2 separate regions of the Homo sapiens genome follow, and region 1 is linked to region 2. A link is an interaction called in ENCODE POLR2A ChIA-PET data of the cell type or tissue named here. Cell type or tissue: OCI-LY7. All regions are shown on one strand. Links, peaks and the distances in the headings refer to the core of each region. The heading gives the core; the rest is flanking DNA. Region 1 overlaps LOC105376360 (a long non-coding RNA gene). Region 2 holds the start of LOC124902537 (a long non-coding RNA gene).

Region 1 (8,331 bases), core at 114-8,113, 240 kb after region 2:
CCCTGTTCTTCTGTAAAACGGGTCTACTGAGTCCTAAGTTTTATGTGCAAGAAGCAATTCCTCTTAATAAGTGGCTTTAGACCAACCGAAGTATTGGAAGGGATTTTGAATAGTTTGGAGGCAGCTAGGGGCAGTGGGTTTTATACAAGACGAGAGAGAGGACAGGAAGCCACTTCTAGGTCAGTGTTGAGCTGTCCCAGGTACCTGCACATCTCAGCCCAAGTCTGAGGGCTGCCAGACTTTGAGAACTGGGCAGTGAAGAGGTGAATGCAATAGAGGACTGATATGAGCAATTGAAGACAAATGAATCCATGCAAGGAGCCACGGGAAATAACACAATCACTTCCGGGTCATCTCCTTGCATACTGAATGAAGAAAATGGATTGAAACTAAGATTCTGCATTGGAACAAACACCATGCACCAGGTCCAAAGATGGACTTGCCTGAAATACTTGCCTATTTATGCAAAATTATTCTTAGAATGAGAGGGCGTTTTCTAATTTTCTTAGCCTGACACAGGATCAATAGAAAACTGAATGTGCCTAATATATTCTTGTTTGCAAAAGGGCAGAACACATCTGTAGGATTACATTGGAAAAGGCAAGTAAAAAAAATAATGTAGACATGAATAATATAGCTACGACATTTTAAAAACCATGCGGGGCTGAGAGATGAAGATCCGAACGCAGCTATCAGTGCACGAGGCACCTACACAGAAGTGCAGCAGGTAGAACGGCCATATGTCTTCGTTTAATTATGGAAAAATCACAAATGGGGGATCGTTGCTTTAGTGAAAGCTGTCGAGAAGAGGAATCGAAAAAGCATCTGCCGTGGAGATTTTGGGCATGTTTCTGGAAAATGGCCAAAACTGTAAGTGCCTCAAGGTCGTCCTCCTAGCCCAGGTGTCAGTGATAAGCCCAGGGGGATAAGCCCAGGGGGACCCTATGTTCTTCTGCCCTTGGACCTTCACAGGAAGGCGCCCCCCACAGGACACATGGGATATGTCCGTGACACATGCAGCACAACGCCTGGAGACACCTTCCTGTAAACACTCAGCACAGTCAGCTCTGGGCTCTGTTTAGTGGTTTCTTTTTGTTTTGTTTTGTTTTTTCAAAATTAAGATTAAAAATAGAGCCAATTCTACCATTTTTCTTAATTGCTCAGAAAGACAAAAAAAAAAAAAGATTGTAAGATGCTAGCTCTTTTTTTTTTTTTTTTTGAGATGGAGTCTCACTCTGTTGCCCAGGCTGGAGTGCAGTGGCGCTATCTCAGCTCACTGCAAGCTCCGCCTCCCGGGTTCACGCTATTCTCCTGCCTCAGCCTCCCAAGTAGCTGGGACTACAGGTGCGCACCACCACACCCAGCTAATTTTTTGTATTTTTTTGTTTGTTTTTTAGTAGAGACGGGGTTTCACCATGTTAGCCAGGATGGTCTCGATCTTCTGACCTCGTGATCCGCCTGCCTCAGCCTCCCAAAGTGCTGGGATTACAGGTGTGAACTACCATGCCCCGTCCCAAGATGCTAGCTCTTAAATGGCCCGTGCAGATAATTCTCAGCTATTCTTCTCATGTTTGGGAAGCAGGACTCAATGACTGCTCCAGGCTCACCTCCCACACCATGGCTGAGGCAGGCTCTGATGGGGCCTGTCTTCTCTCCCAGCTGTCTTCCCCTGCACTGAGGTTACCAATTGCTAGAGGTGATGAAAGGGAAAATGGTGCAGCCTCTCTGCTGTGACTTAGGCATGTTTTGAAGTTGCTGCTTGGTGTGAAGGCATTGATGAGAGATCCACAAAGTGCTCTTAGGAGCACCGGGGTGTGACATTGGAAGCTCTCACAGGACCATGTGCTTCCCCCTATAGAGGGTGATGGAGTTTTAAGAAGGATAAACACCCATTAGAGTTCCGGTCCCACTGTTAGAACTTAAGTCACTCAGCCCCTCTGAGTTGCAGTTTCCACATATATAAAATGGGTAGAATAATAACACCTGTCTCATAAGGTTGTTGGAAAAGTTACATAAAATAGTACATCAAGCACCTTCCCAACCTACAGGAAGCCCTCAGCAGCTGTGAGTGAGCTATGAGTCCCTCTGTGCATGAGCTTCCAGTCTGAGCTGTATGGCAGCTTCCAGGGTTCTGCAGCTATCCCAGGTGCAGGTTTAGAAAGCCAGTTTCCTAACCTAAATAATGGAGGAACCTCTGATATGGGTTGGCTGTGTCCCCACCCAAATCTCATCTTGAATTGTAGCTCCCTATAATCTCCATGTGTCGTCGGAGGGACCGAGTGGGAGGTAATTGAATCAGGGGGCAGGTCTTTCCCATGCTGTTCTCAAGACAGTGAATGAGTCTCATGAGATCTGATGGTTTTATAAGGGGTTTCCTCTTTCCCTTGGCTCTCATTCTCTCTTGTCTGCAGCCATGTAAGATGTGCCTTTTACCTTCCACCGATTGTGAGGCCTCCCCAGCCACATGAAACTGTGACTCCACTAAACCTCTTTTTCTTTATAAATTACCCAGTCTCGGGTATGTCTTCACAGCAGTATGAAAATGGACTAATACACAAGGTAAACTCTGGGCCAACTGAAAAGTGATTTGAGCCAAGTGATTGCAAACTTTCCTTTCTTCTTGAAAAGTCAACTCCAAGCAGGAGACAAAATCAAAACTGGTGTTTTGTACAGACTAATACAATCTCTAAATTCTGTGCTGGTGTTTTCAGGCTGGGGTGGGGCGTCTTCAGCCTCCATGAAGCCTCTGTTTAAGCTCTGTATTTTTTTGTTTTTACCTCCTTTATGAGGCTCTTTCAGGGAGAGGAAAGGCAATTTCCTGGCATGCGTGATGGACCCGCCTCTCCTATGGTTTAATTTTTTCTCAATCTTTCCTCATGGGTGTTTTTACCTCTCTTAAAATCATACCTGCCTGGCTGCGCCTTGCTGATTATTTTAATGTTATTCTAGATGTGCTGTAGGCTATGACATCACCTTTGTCTAATACAAAAATGCAGCAATACTCTTTTTCTTACTTCCCATGCTTTCCTAGACCCATCCTGATCTGTGCTTCCCAGATTGTGAGCCACAGATTCTGGAGTATGCATGAGGTTCCAGCACGAGATGCCTTGTCCATGTCCTCTCCAGTCAAGTAGACAGCAGGCTTTACACAGAGTTTCCCATCAGTGCCCCGATATTTAACTGGGTTCATAGCGTGTGTCTCCAGGACTGCCATGCCAGGTGTGAAGAACAGAAAGATGAAGAAGACACAGCCTCTCGGTGGAGACACACGTACACTTGGACACATGAGAGGATGTGTTGGGTGCAAGGCGTTGAATTTAAGGGAGCTCCCAGCAGGGAAGCCAGAGGGAAGGGAAAGGGGTGGGACCTCCCGGAGCTGCGGGCTGCAGAGGCTCTTCCAGAATGAGAAAGCCTGGCCCAGGGGTGTGGCCAGGAAGAGTAGAACATCCCTGCAGGCCAAGGGAGCAGCAAGATAATTATGCAAAGTTAATGAACTTTACAGGTGGCTTTGCTTAGCCAGGAATGGGCCGAGACCCGGAGTTTTAATGGATTAAATGTTTCTGTTATCAGTGAACTTTCAAAAAAACAAGGAAACAAATGCATGGTTTTCTATTGTTCTATATCGTGAGCTACTCCAGAAAAAAAAAAAAAAAAAAAGGTAAATTTAAAAGCGAAAATGAAAGGTTTCCTATTTTGGCCTCTGGGAATTTTGCTATCCTTGTCCACAAAGGGAGCGTAAATCCACAAATGTGATTTTCAACACCACTGCAAGGTGCCATTTCGTGTAATGCTTTTCAATAGTTAATCCCTGCCCCCTGCCCCCCGCCCCACCACCACACACACACCAGCTAGAAACCAAGGGATCTGCGTGACAGACCCCTTGCCCTGCTGGCATCTAATAGAGGAACGGGAGGCTCCTGTGGAGACCTGGTCCTCCTCACGGCTTTCTCCCTTCAATTCAGCCCCTTCCACGCACCTCCACGAATGCTCGCAGAATGAAACTGGAGTTTTACCTCCTTCTTGAAGCTCTTCCAGGGAGAGGAAAGGCAGTTTCCGGGCACCCACAATGAACATGGCTCCCATGGTTCAATTTTTTCTTCATCTTTACTCAAGGTGTTTTTTTTTTTTTTTAGAGGCAGAGTCTGGCTCAGGCTGGAGTGCAGTGGTGCTATCTCGGCTCACTGCAAGCTCCTCCTCCTGGGTTCATGCGATTCTCCTGCCTCAGCCTCCTGAGTAGCTGGGACTACAGGCGCCCGCCACCACGCCCGGTTAATTTTTTGTATTTTTAGTAGAGACGGGGTTTCATCATGTTAGCCAGGATGGTCTCGATCTCCTGACCTCATGATCCGCCTGCCTCGGCCTCCCAAAGTGCTGGGATTACAGGCGTGAGCCACCGTGCCCGGCCTGGTGTGTTTTTACCTTTCTTAAAATCATAGCTGCCTGGCTGTGCCTTGCTGATTTTTTAACGTCATTCTAGACGTGCTATAGACCATGATGTCACTTTTGTCTAATACAGTAACACAACAATACTCTTTGATTACTCCCATTACTACCTAGAAGAATATCTTGCTCCCAACTCACAGGCGGCCACAGTTTTGTGGGCCTGGAACCAGAGCCTCTGCTCCACAAAGGCAGGTTGGGCTTCAGGAGGAAAGGCTCTTGTCCAGGTGGTAGATTGATTTGATTCACCCAGAAGTGAAATGCGCCTCCATCCTGGGTCTTTCCTGGAAAATATTACTGAGACTTTAGGAGGGAAGGAACAAAACGCCCTTTGAAGTGTGAGAGAGAGATCAAAGATGCGCCTTGAGAGCTGACTGTGCAGGGTTCTCCAGCAGAGCACGGGGAGAGGGAGGCTTGTGGGACAAACCTGTCCTTGTCTGCAGCGTCAGCCGGCCCCCAGCCAGCCCACAGCCAGCTCCCCAGTGAAGCCTCTGCCTGGAGAGGCTTCCAATTACCAATGCACCTTCTGCCCTCTGACCCGGCCTTCTGAAAGGAGCATTTGTTTCTTGCCTGAGCTGGTGCAGTAGCCGATTGAGGGCAAAGTCATGTGGAGCCATGCACAGGGCGAAAGCCATTATGCTGGGTCTGTCTCACCAACTGGTCAAAAAGGAATGTTCCTGGTGAATTTTTTTCCCCTAAATATACATATATATTGTTTGGAACCCCATCAGGAGTGATTATTTTTGAAAGCAGTTAGTTCTCCCTGCTGCGGTGCTTAGTAGTGATTTGCCATTATACTTGCTTTGTGTCAGGAGCTAAAGTAAAAAGTGCCCTGAAAACAGCTGTTTGTACATCACGTGAGACTTTAATAAGAAACTCACGGGCATGAGATGCAGGCTGGCGGTGTGCGAGGCTTTGTGGTTCTGTCTTCAATTACGGGAAACATCTATGGTGAGGTCATTAACAGGAAAAGGACTTCAAACACAAACAAAAAGTATAGAAGAATTAAAAAGGAAAAGCATTTTTAACAAAGGATTAAAAGATGCAGGGACCTATGCGTTCAAAGGAGTGCAGGGGCGCGTGTCGCCTGCAGTCTGTGAGCAGCCACGTGGGGAGATCCCGTGATTGGCCGGTGCGGGGGCCAGGACACGGAGGACCCACAGCAGCGCAGGGGTTCTGGGACTTGGTGGGGACTCTGAAGCCCTGAAGCTGCACACAGCTTGGGGAGGGCTCTGGGAAGGAGAGCTGGCCCTGCCCTGCGTAAGAAATTCGATGTGGGAGAAACCGAAGGGTAGGGGACAGTCCGTGGCTGCTGCATCCAGCATTCGCTTAGCAGAATCGAGAAGTGACCAGTGGTGCCTTCCGGCTGGAGAGCAACAGATGCATTTCGGCAACACTGACAAAGAAAAATCCGGGGCATGAATGCCCACTTTTCTGCCGCCTCCTAGTTTTAGTAAGCTTCCTGTACTTATTAGAAAATGAAACACAAGCTTATTTCAAGTGGCCATTTCACTCGTTTCTGAGTGGTCCCGACCACATCATCTTGATCTTAAGTTATTATGCTTTTGCACCCGGAGGGGTAATTGTCACCCCAGAGCGTCCGTCTGTTTTTCTCTTAGTAACAGACCTTGCCCTCTCAGCGCCACCCCCTCCACTCCACACTTCTGGATGCTGGCAGGTAGATCTGGGTAGGAGCTCGTGGCTTCTGATATGGTTTGGACGTGTCCCCACCCAAATCTCATCTCCAATTGTACTGCCATAATTCCCACATGTTGTGGGAGGGACCCGGTGGGAGAGAATTTGAATCATGGGGTGGTTTCCCCCATTCTGTTCTCATGATAGTGAATAAGTCTTATGAGATCTGATGGGTTTGTCAGGGGTTTCTGCTTTTGCATCTTCCTCATTTTCTCTTGCCACCACCATGTAAGAAGTGCCTTTTGATCCTGCTGTGGTTCAGGGGCCTCCCCAGCCACATGGAACTGTAAGTCCAATTAAACCTCTTTTTTTGTCCCAGTCTTGGGTATGTCTTTATCAGCAAAGTGAAAACGGACGAATACAAATGCTTTCTAGATGAAGGAGCAAGGTCAGAGCTCAGGGAGTCTCCACATGCCTTTATGTTTTCCTTCCTCTGGCTGCAGACTGGGTCACGGGCTTGGTGGTGGGGGCAGATTTGACTTTGCAAAGCAGAAAAGACATCCTGCAGGAGGTGGGGCAACCATAGGGTAGGGGCCGAGGTCTCAGGGTGACCTCCAGGAGCAGTCCCTCCACAACCTGGGCCGCCTCTGGACTGCTATGGGAGGGGGCGTAGACTGCTCTCTCCTGTGAGCCTCTGTGTCCACTTAGCCAGGGCTCCTCCTAACACGGTGGTTGTCTCCATGAAATTCCTTTGATATGAGATCAGAGATAGCCAAGTTCCTAGATTTGACCCATTAGAGAAAGTTGTATCACTTGGCTTGTAATCTATGAGAAGTCTTTCTGATTTAAGTTTGTATGACTACCTTCTAATTTCATATATTTGTGAAGAAAGCCGGGGAGTCTCTTGGTGTTAAATCTTTTGTGGTACATTTCAAAGGATCATGACTGAGGCGTTGAGTAACATATTCAAAATACAAAAAAAGTAGGCATTTTTATAAATGAATGTCTTTTGCCTTAAAAACAAATCCCTGTCCCATCTTTTTTTAAAGATGAGGTTACCTTTGTTGACATTTCATCCGCTTTAATTCCCAACAAAGTTGCTGAAGGTAAAGGATAATTATTTTTATTTTTTACATGAGAGAATAGGAGCCTTCCAACATATTTTTTCTAGTAGAAAGAGAAAATTGGCACTGAATAAACAAGAAGAAATGATATTAGTGGCAGAAATTAAAAACTAAACTCAGTGTTTACAGTGGCATGGTGAGATGGTGATGAGAGCCTGGGTTGGAGATGTTCAAGGTGTCCCAGGCAAGTGAATGCCCAGCCCGTGACTCGCAGGAGGATGGCTTATTGTACTGGATGCTTGCCTTGGATATTGACCTAGCAAGAGGCAGCAGGGCTCACTGTTAGGAAAACAGAAAATAGAAATGAAAAATATCCTGTATTCCTGCATTACTCACGTGATTTTAACCTGGCTGGTGTCTTCAGGAACCTTTAGATTTGAGCTCATTTAGGGAATAATCTCTGATTCGGTCTCTTAAGCTTCCTTTCTTGAGTTTATCTGCTCTCATTCTGTTTGAAATCATTGTTCTAAATTATCTTGTGCATTTTCCTCTTCCTGTCTTCGATTAAATGCTTGCATCCTGGAGCTTAACCCCTTCATCGTTACCGTATTTCACCCTTCATCGTTACCGTGTTTCACCCTTCATCGTTACCGTATTTCACCCTTCATCGTTACCGTGTTTCACCCTTCATCATTACCATATTTCGCTACTTCCGAGAGGCATCATTCCGTTGGCTTTTTCATTATTTCTCTTTGTTCACCACAATGTAACTACTTTAAACACAAGTGATGGTGATCGTTCTCAAACCATTTGGAATTTCCTTATAAAGGAAAATGTCGTGAAAATAATGTATTTTTTTATTACTAAAACAAACATATATGTCATGTATTGTCTTTCCCATTTCTAACAATCTTACAATTCTATTGCGAGAAGATGTCAAGTTTTTCCGGTGTGATTTGTCCCATCCATGTCCATAAATATCAGGGGCTGCCCCCATAGCAGTTTCCATGTTTCCCAGCCATGCCCAGTGAAAGGCTGAGGGTGACATTCCAGGCTGGGCACAGAGTAAAGGGGTTTAATTTAAATCATCCCCAGCAATATTGTATCTGCAGAGCAGAACATCCCCAGCAATATTGCATCTACAGAGCAGAACAGCAACACGTCTTCCAGGGCCTGTTCTAGGCTTTTCTTC
Region 2 (8,331 bases), core at 183-8,182:
TCCTCAATTAGAACACTGAAAATTTGAAATGTCTTTCATTCAGAGACCACCTCCTCCCTCCACTTTAAGTCAGAAGGATTTTGCTGCCATGGTGCAAGCCCCGGGCTCTGACAGAAGGATTTGTTTTCAGAACTATTTTTTATTTGGGAACTCTGTGTGGCCTGATTAAGAAATTTAAACGTTACTTACTGAGTTCACCTCTGAAGGGAAACATCTCATTTTAATGAGGCTCTCTGGAGGCGTGAGGGTCATATTGCCCAACTTTGGATTTTATTTTATGCTTCATGCTAAAAATAGCACATTATCTTTTCATGTATCCATGGCAATCACAGTGCAATGCCCTTTAAAAATGACAAAGCGTCATTAGGTGACCGAGAGCAAAGCCCGCGTTTCTTCCTCATAGCCTGGCCTGTGATTCCATGAGAGGCATGACTGCTGCAGATGAGTCCCTTCTCCCGGATTCCCCTTGCCTGCCTGTTGCTTTCCCCTTTACCTTCTCCACTTTCCAGCACAACCTTGGAAAGAAAGGACCCCACAGTCTTCATTGCTAGGAACCAGCAAGCGAGTGTTCACGGAAATGCGGTCAATTAGGCTGGTAGGAGGGGTAAAAATGACGGGTCTTTCATGCGCATGAAAGCAGGGATTTAGAGCGCATTGCACGGTGTTCCCAGGCTCCGGAGTACAGTTCCGATCTGTATGGATTTAAATATTCAAGGCTGAATAAGGATGGAGGTTTCACTGAATAATGAGCCAGCTCACTGTAAACCCAGCAGAGTTTTCATCCAGCCATGTAATGCTCTCCCACGCTGGCTTTCAAAGTTCCATCATCTACTCGAAGAAGAGAGGAAGGAGAAGACCTAGCAAAACCCCAAGGTATTTAGATTAGCCAAAGGGAGCATCACTTTGCTTAAGTGGAGTGAATTGTTTTCCTCTAGTCATTCTTTCACGTGTAGGTGACTGTTCTCACTGCTAATGATTATGCAGCTATGGAGATTTCAGCGAGGAGCCCATCCACCAAGCCTGGCTGGCATTTGAGTTATGATGGAAATCTGGTGATTTTCTGTTGCAGTCATTTGTTGTTACAACGCACACAGATTTCACTCATCGCCAAGTGATTTCATGAACAGGAATGGAAACATCGTTGGCCCTTATCACAGAGAGGTCCTGGTGGGCAGGGACGTGACCTGCGGCTGTGCCAAGTGCAGTGTTTGCTGGAAGGTTTCCTTGCTGCACTGTAGCCACTCTGCTTATGAGCATCCAGGGACAGGCTGCAGACAGAAAGGGGGAGAGAAGGGTACAAGCTAGAAAGGACCACTTGGTGGGAGAGCTAACAACAGATAAGAGGCCACAACCCATCGGACGGATTACCCTATTATTATCGACATGGCCTCCTCCTACTCTATCGCCTGTGATGATAGCGAAGGGGCTGACAGCCCGTATTCCTCGTTGTTTTACTATCTTAGCAGAAGCATACTGCTTGCACAATTTCTGTTCTCTTCACATTCACACCTTAAGAATTAGATAATAGGATGAGAGGGAATGAAAGTGAAGTCTTTTGAATTATTAAAGGATGCTCTCAGCCTAATACAGGTATGCTATCTAAAGAACAGCCACAAGTAAAATATTTGCTTGTAATACATTCCTTTTTAAAAGAATTGCTGTTAAAAATAGGCATGGGAGGCACAACTCACTTAAATAATACTAATTTTAAGAAATTGTCATAAAATAAAACAATTCCCTAAGCCTACTCTCTACTTACATTTTGATCAACTAGACCTACTCTTCTCTCCCTCTCTCATTTCTCTCTCTTCCTCACACACGTGCATGCGCGCACACAGGCAGAAACACGCACAATCCTAGTGCCCGAGAAAATCCAATTATTACTTCAAGCTAAACTGAAGTTATTTAAAACAGATAAAAGCTTTTCTTTGGCATGACGCTATTATAAAAGCTTTTGTTTCCAGGTGGCCTTTGGGGGTGATCACAGTGTGATAAGAATCTTTTGGTACTCCACTGATTTCAGTCTCTTTTGTTAGAGTTGCGGAACTTGAACAAACTTTTTCCTCCTATTGTATACCACAGTGGGTTTCCTGCATATTCAACTCTGGGGATTTCTCAGGCATGCCTATGTTCTCTTCCTTGATTCTTTGACACCTGAGGACTCTGCAGTTTTAAAGAAAGAAGATGCAACTTTCCTACAGATAAGTCCATGAAAAACTGTTCTTTCCTTCGTCCATGTTCTTTAAAAATATAATTTATCTCCTAAATTCCCCTTTGAATCAGTCTTTTATGAAATACATTTTAGGGGAATACTATTGTGTTACATTTTCAATAAAAACACTTGGCCCTATCACATGCCTTTTATGTCCAATGAACACAAAGAACAAAATTTCAGAGTGAATAAATGATATGGATGAACCACGGATTACCACTAAATCCATAACATTATTTCACTCGCTTTATGAATCTCTAAGCACAAAAGTAGCCCCACAGGCAAAAATAACACTATTTAGAACATGCTACGTTTCTGAGGCACTTAATGTTTGCCAGTGATCTTTTTATTGCTCTTGTTTTATCTTGATAGTACCAGGACCAGCAAACTGTGAACCCAAAAGTCTCAATCAATTTAGAAAGTTTATTTTTGCCAAGATTAAGGATGTGTCCACGACAGCCTCAGGAGGTCCTGATGACATGTGCTCAGGGTGGTCGGGGCACAGCTTGGTTTTGTAACTTTTAGAGAGACATGAGATCCATTGATATGTGTAAGATGTACACACTGGTTCGGTCCAGAAAGGCAGGACCACTTGAAGCCAGGAGGGGACTTCCACGTCAGAAATAGATAAGAGACAAAAGGTTGAATTTTGAGTCTCTGATGAGCCTTTCACTGAACACACAATTTACATGTGAGAGGCGGGCAGAGGAACAGTCACTGATGCCTTAGTCTGGCTCAGTGAATCAATAGGCAGAGGAAGCGATCATGTATGAATTTGTCTCAGGTGCACAGAGGGATGACTTTGAGTTCTGTCTGTCCTTTGTCCACAGGGAATTTCCTGTGGGCAAATTGTGTGGGAGGCATGTAGCTTCTTACCTTTGTAGCATGTTATTTAGGAAAAAAATGGGAGGCAGTTTTGCCTGACGCAGTTCCCAGCTTGACTTCCCTTTGGCATAGTGACTTTGGAGTCCCTAGATTTATTTTATTTTATTTTTTTCACAGAACATAGTTTAGGACATTGTTAGCCTAATTCACAGAGAAAGAAATGAAAACCCCAAGAGGCTGCTTGACATCACAGCATGAGTCCAGGGCAGCTCCAGAAAGAAGGAGCAGGGGAAACGAGGAGAGGATGGGGTGTGGGTGGCAAAAAGAGCAGGTGCCGCAGGCAACAAGGCGATGGCGCCAGTGACGGAGGAGTGAGCGATGCCGACATAAAAAGGCGCATGACGATGAAGAGCCAGCGTCATGGCCTCCACCTGCACCTGTGTATGTTATTCAATCACAGTAGACTCAGGATTCCCACCCTAAGCATTGTCTTCACTGAGGGCTGGGAAGAACTTAGGAAGGCCTGTGGCACTTCCCACGCCCCTGGAAGGGACACCTGTATCCACATCTTACTCCCTGTCTTATTCCCTCCCTGTGCTGGGCCGCAGAGCCCCGCAGAGCTGGCTTTGCCTAGCACCAATCATCCACACTGCGCTCTGAAGCCACCGCAACCAGCCAGCCCACCTTGCATCCTTGTTACCAGGGTCTCCGTGCCACATCCCATACCTCGCCAGTGATCTGAACCCGGTACGGTTCTGCTCAGCCCCAACTCTGACCCAAACTCCCTCCTGGAAGACGTTCCCTGGGCCACATGACATTTTCGGCCGTTTTCAGCACTCCTTCTCCCATAGCCTCACCCTTGTTGATTGGGGTCGAACATTGGCGTTGAATGTAAAAGAGTGGCGGGATTAGGAGGGGAGCCTCTATGAAGAGAGATAGAGGGTTGAAAGTTCTCTCACCATGTTTCAAACACTTGACCTTTAATTCAGCAGCAAAGGAGAGTGAGAGGGAGCAGCAAGTAAAGTGGGAGGAGCACGGGGCGAGGAGTGGAGCCCCAGGAGCTGGGTGAGGAATGTGATGGGGTGGGGGTGACCAGGTGTATCCCACGGTGCTGAGAGTCAGGGGAGGGGAGGACTCCACATTCACTGTTGGTTTAGGCAAACAGATGCCCTGGGAAGTCTGGCACAAGCTGTCCCCAAGGACTAGCAGAGGTGAAATCAACCAGAGTGGCTTCAAAAGAAATCGGAGGAAAGAGACAGAAACAGCAAGCCTGGGCAGCTTTGGGGTTGTCGATTAATTAGCGTAAGTCACGGCAGCTTCTCTCACAAGGAAGCCAACATCTCTGTGGCTAAACACTAGATTTTATTTTTCGCTCAAGTTGATCAAGTCTAATGGGGTGGGAATTTGAGGGGGGAGGTGAGAAATCCCTGTTCCACAGAGTCTTGTAAGGACAGCTTCCTTCAAATCCCAGCATCTCTAAGGTCCTCTCCACGTGGCTGACACACAGGGACATGCTCTGCTGGTGCTGGCATTTCATGGGCCGGGGAGGAGTTGGGTCACTCCCAGGAGTGTTTCATTACCAGCACTCAGTCACATGGCCGGCCGTAACCGCAAGTGATGTCTAGAAATGTGTCACTAACTTGGAGGGACAGTGATGGACAACTTCATGTCAACTCGACTAGGCTAAGGGGTGCCCAGGTTGCTGGTAAGACATTATTTGTGGGTATGTCTGTGGGGAAGTTCCTGAAAGAGACCAGCATTTTAATTGGCGAACTGAGTAAAGCAGGTGGCCTTCCCCAGGGTGGGTGGGCTTCACCCAATCTGTGGGGGGCCTGAGCAGGACAGAAAGGCCAAGGAATGGAGACTACTCTCTCTGTGTGTCTGACACACAAAGCTGAGATATGGCTCTTCTGCCTGTGAGCTGGGATCCTGCTGGCAGATCATCTGGGCCTCTCACGGTGGATGGTAGATTTTGAGGCCTCTCATGGTGGACAGTAGATTGTGGGGATTTTCAGCCTCTGTAGTCACATGGGCCGATTCCTTAAGGTAAATCTCACCCTAGATAAAGGTATGGCTCCCACCAGTTCTGTTTCTCTGAGAGCCCTGACTCTACACACGGTCAAGAGGCTTGGTAGACATCCAGACCATGCCTGCCCTGGGAGAACGGAGTTACTAGCTGGTGGGGAACGCGGTGTAGACAGGGTGACTTTATATAAAATTGGAACATGATAGATGGGTTTTGATGCTGATAGGAACGATTCAGCTGAGGGATGCCTGTGGGTCATGAGGCCCCCAGTTGACTGAAAGGGGGAAATTTAATGGTAGGCGGGGAGAGAGAGCTGCTGCAGACATGTGCTTGAATTAGTGAGGGGGACGGGACCCAGGGCATGAAGCCCCACAGCAGTGGCTCGGGCAATAGCGTCGTGGGTTTATCTCTGGCAAGAGGAGAACAGGTGGAAGCAAGTCCTAGTTGGGTCCTGATGGGGCCAGTGAAGGCTCTCTTCTCATGGGTCTCGGTCATCCCTGATCAGGATGAGGGAAGTGAGGGACATGGAGTTACCAGGGGAATGGGCTGGCGATGAAATTGGGCTGAGAAGGAAGAGGAACTGCCACCAACTTCTCCCACAGTGACGCCACTTGGTTTTTGAATGGATGCCACCTTTTATAGGACGCAGCTTTCTCAGTATTTGCTCCCTCAACCACGTCCCGACTCCAACCCTCCACATTTATGTCAATAGCATCATTGTTCACATTTTTATTTTATTTATTTTATTTTACTTATTTTATTATGAGACAGGCTCTCATTCTGTCACTCAGGCTGGAGTGCAGTGGTGCGATCGTGGCTCACTGAAGCCTCAAACTCCTGGGCTCCCTCGATCCTACTGCCTCAGTCTCCCAAGTCACTGGGATTGAGTTAGCTTTCATTTAAGACACAAACTTAAACATTATTCTTGAGTTTTCTCTCTCAGACCCACCATCAGTCCACTGGGGTCCAGCAAGCCTCACGTCCTGCAGGCGTCCCCAGCTGAACTCCCCCTCTCCCCTCTCCCCCGGTCCCAGTTGCTTGTCCCCTCCCCCTCCTCCAACTGCCCTCCCGGCCACACCCCACATTTCCTGGACCAACCCAAGTGATCCTTAAAAAGATGGCATCATTTACATCATGCCACTCCCTTTCTCAAAATTCTTCACCATCTTTTCTTCCAACTAGGAGCTCAAACCCAAATCCCGAAACAAGCACGCCCCAGGTTTTCAAACCCAAATCCCTAAACAAGCACGCCCCAGGTTTTCAAAGCCACGTTGGCATTTTCAGCGGCAAACTCCCCCACCCAACACCCACCATTCTGCTTGGGTTGTCAGAAAATTGGCCAAAATCTCTTATTCATTCTACTATTTTAAAATTCCTATGTTCACCGTGATATGATCTAAAAATGCAGATTATATCCATTTTCCTTGTTGTTTTCCTTCCAATCCTTTTGCTTCTTTTTCTCACCTTGTCCTTCCGGGAGCCCCTGCAGCTGACGCTGATGTCGGAGTCTCGGGTGTTCCTTCTGGTCTCGCTCCCGACTTGAGGAGGCAGATTTCAACATGGAGCAGCAGGTAGGGTTCGGCTGCAGCTTTTTGTTTCGTCTTTGTTCTGTTTTGTATCCGAACTCTGTTAGCTTTTCGACCTTCCCTTTTATCCGGAGCACGTGGATCCATCCTGTGTTTCAGGGTGGGGTTTTACTCTTCTGCTGAGAGTGTGGCCTTTTCTGATCCCGGCTTTAGGAGAGCAGGACTTCCTGTTGAAGCCCCCACATTCCCATGTCTCCAAACTTTAAGAGATCATGAAATTCCAGTTCACCTTTCCTTGGTTTAGCTGGCATCCTTGGGACGAAAGCTGGGCTGTGCTTGGCCACCCCCTCTGTGTTACAGGCTTATGGTCTACCCTGATAATCGCTCTCTATCACATCCGCTAGTCAGTCATTTTTAAATAGGCTTCTTAGAGTTCCTTCCGCGTTCTGTTACTCTCACCGGGAAAGCTGATCTGAGCAACGTGCCGTGCCCCAGCACTGAGAAGCTCTCTGCTTAGCCCCAGAACCTCACTGCTGCTCTTTCCTGTCTTCTTCTTAAAAACAATGATTGTGAGTCTCTATCTCTCAGAAGACCATTTTCTGTATTTTACAATGAGATTTCAAGAAAGAGAAGAGATAGGTTGGTGTTATCCACTGTCTTTGCGTAAATCCCAGCCCCTGTGTTTGCCCTGCACCGTGATGTTCTCCTCCTGGCCAAGAAAAACATGTGGGGGGAGATCACATAATAAAGTGGGGGATTGCCAGCTGAACAGAGACTCAGAAAGAAAGCACTTAGAAAACTGTCAGGTGAGTTCTCCCTAGCACATTCAATTACATGTTGACATCTCAATAAAATAAAGTGATTCAAAGTTTACGGATTTTAAAGAAGCATACTCAAACGTATACACTGAAAAGTGTTGTTTCCTTCAAGATAATCCCTTTGGAAGGGTGCATACTTCCAAAATGAGGCAATGAGAATTACAAAAAAAATATTTTGGGGCCTCTCTCTCTCTCTTGTTTTTTTTTTTTTTTTTTTTTTTTGAGAAAGAGTCTTGCTCTGTCACCCAGGCTAGAGTGCAGTGGTATGATCTTGGCTCACCTCTGCTTCCCAGGTTCAAGTGATTCTCCTGCCTTAGCCTCCCAAGTAGCTGGGATTACAGGCACCTGCCACCATGACCAGCTAATTTTTGTATTTTTAGTAGAGAAGGGGTTTCACCATATTGGCCAGGCTGGTCTCAAACTCCTGACCTCAGGTGATCCGTCCACCTTGGCCTCCCAAAATGCTGGGATTACAGTTGTCTCTTTTTTTGAATGCTAGCCATGTATCCTATGACGGTGGAGTTTTTATTTTGAAAACAGTCAACATTAGATTCAGTCAAGTATGGTGAATAAGAAATGTTCAATTAGCATGTCATCATTTTTGATAACTCTGTGTGTGTGTGTGTGTGTCTGTGTGTGTCTGTCTGTGTGTGTGTCTGTGTGTGTGTGCAATTAAAGAAATGCAGTTATTGGTGGTTTCTTTTGTAACTGGAGGTATTTCTAAAAGGATGTTTTATTAGATATTGAGAGGGTGTTTGGAAATCCAATGGAGATGACTGGTTTAGCTTCTGGGGTGACAGATGCTAGTCCTGGACCCCTCAGTCGTGACCCTCAGAAGGAAGTCCAGGATGACTGGTTTAGCTTCCGGGGTGACTGACGCTAGTCCCAGACCCCTCAGTTGTGGCCCTCGGAAGGAAGTCCAGG

What was found. Peaks named below come from ENCODE experiments on the same cell type or tissue, not always from the same donor. Only the 100,000 strongest peaks of a DNase experiment are listed, where the experiment ranks them.
Region 1: POLR2A ChIA-PET joins it to region 2 with 29 read pairs; 2 of 35 experiments call an interaction of 5 or more read pairs at or near these places.

What each region holds. Positions count from the first base shown.
Region 1 is chr10:3,511,484-3,519,814 of GRCh38, forward strand. All of the region lies in intron 1 of LOC105376360 (a long non-coding RNA gene), which reads left to right. Among named protein-coding and RNA genes, the nearest start is that of LINC02669, 13 kb to the left of the region's middle. In OCI-LY7, for the core only: a CTCF peak has its summit at 950 (motif pointing left); no DNase peak of the experiment used is centred there.
Region 2 is chr10:3,270,460-3,278,790 of GRCh38, forward strand. LOC124902537 (a long non-coding RNA gene) reads right to left here and starts at 7,244. Exons shown (of 2, transcript XR_007062361.1): 1 at 6,528-7,244; 2 at 1-1,268. LOC107987146 (a long non-coding RNA gene) reads left to right here and starts at 6,258. Exons shown (of 2, transcript XR_001747320.2): 1 at 6,258-6,634. In OCI-LY7, for the core only: no CTCF peak of the experiment used is centred there; no DNase peak of the experiment used is centred there.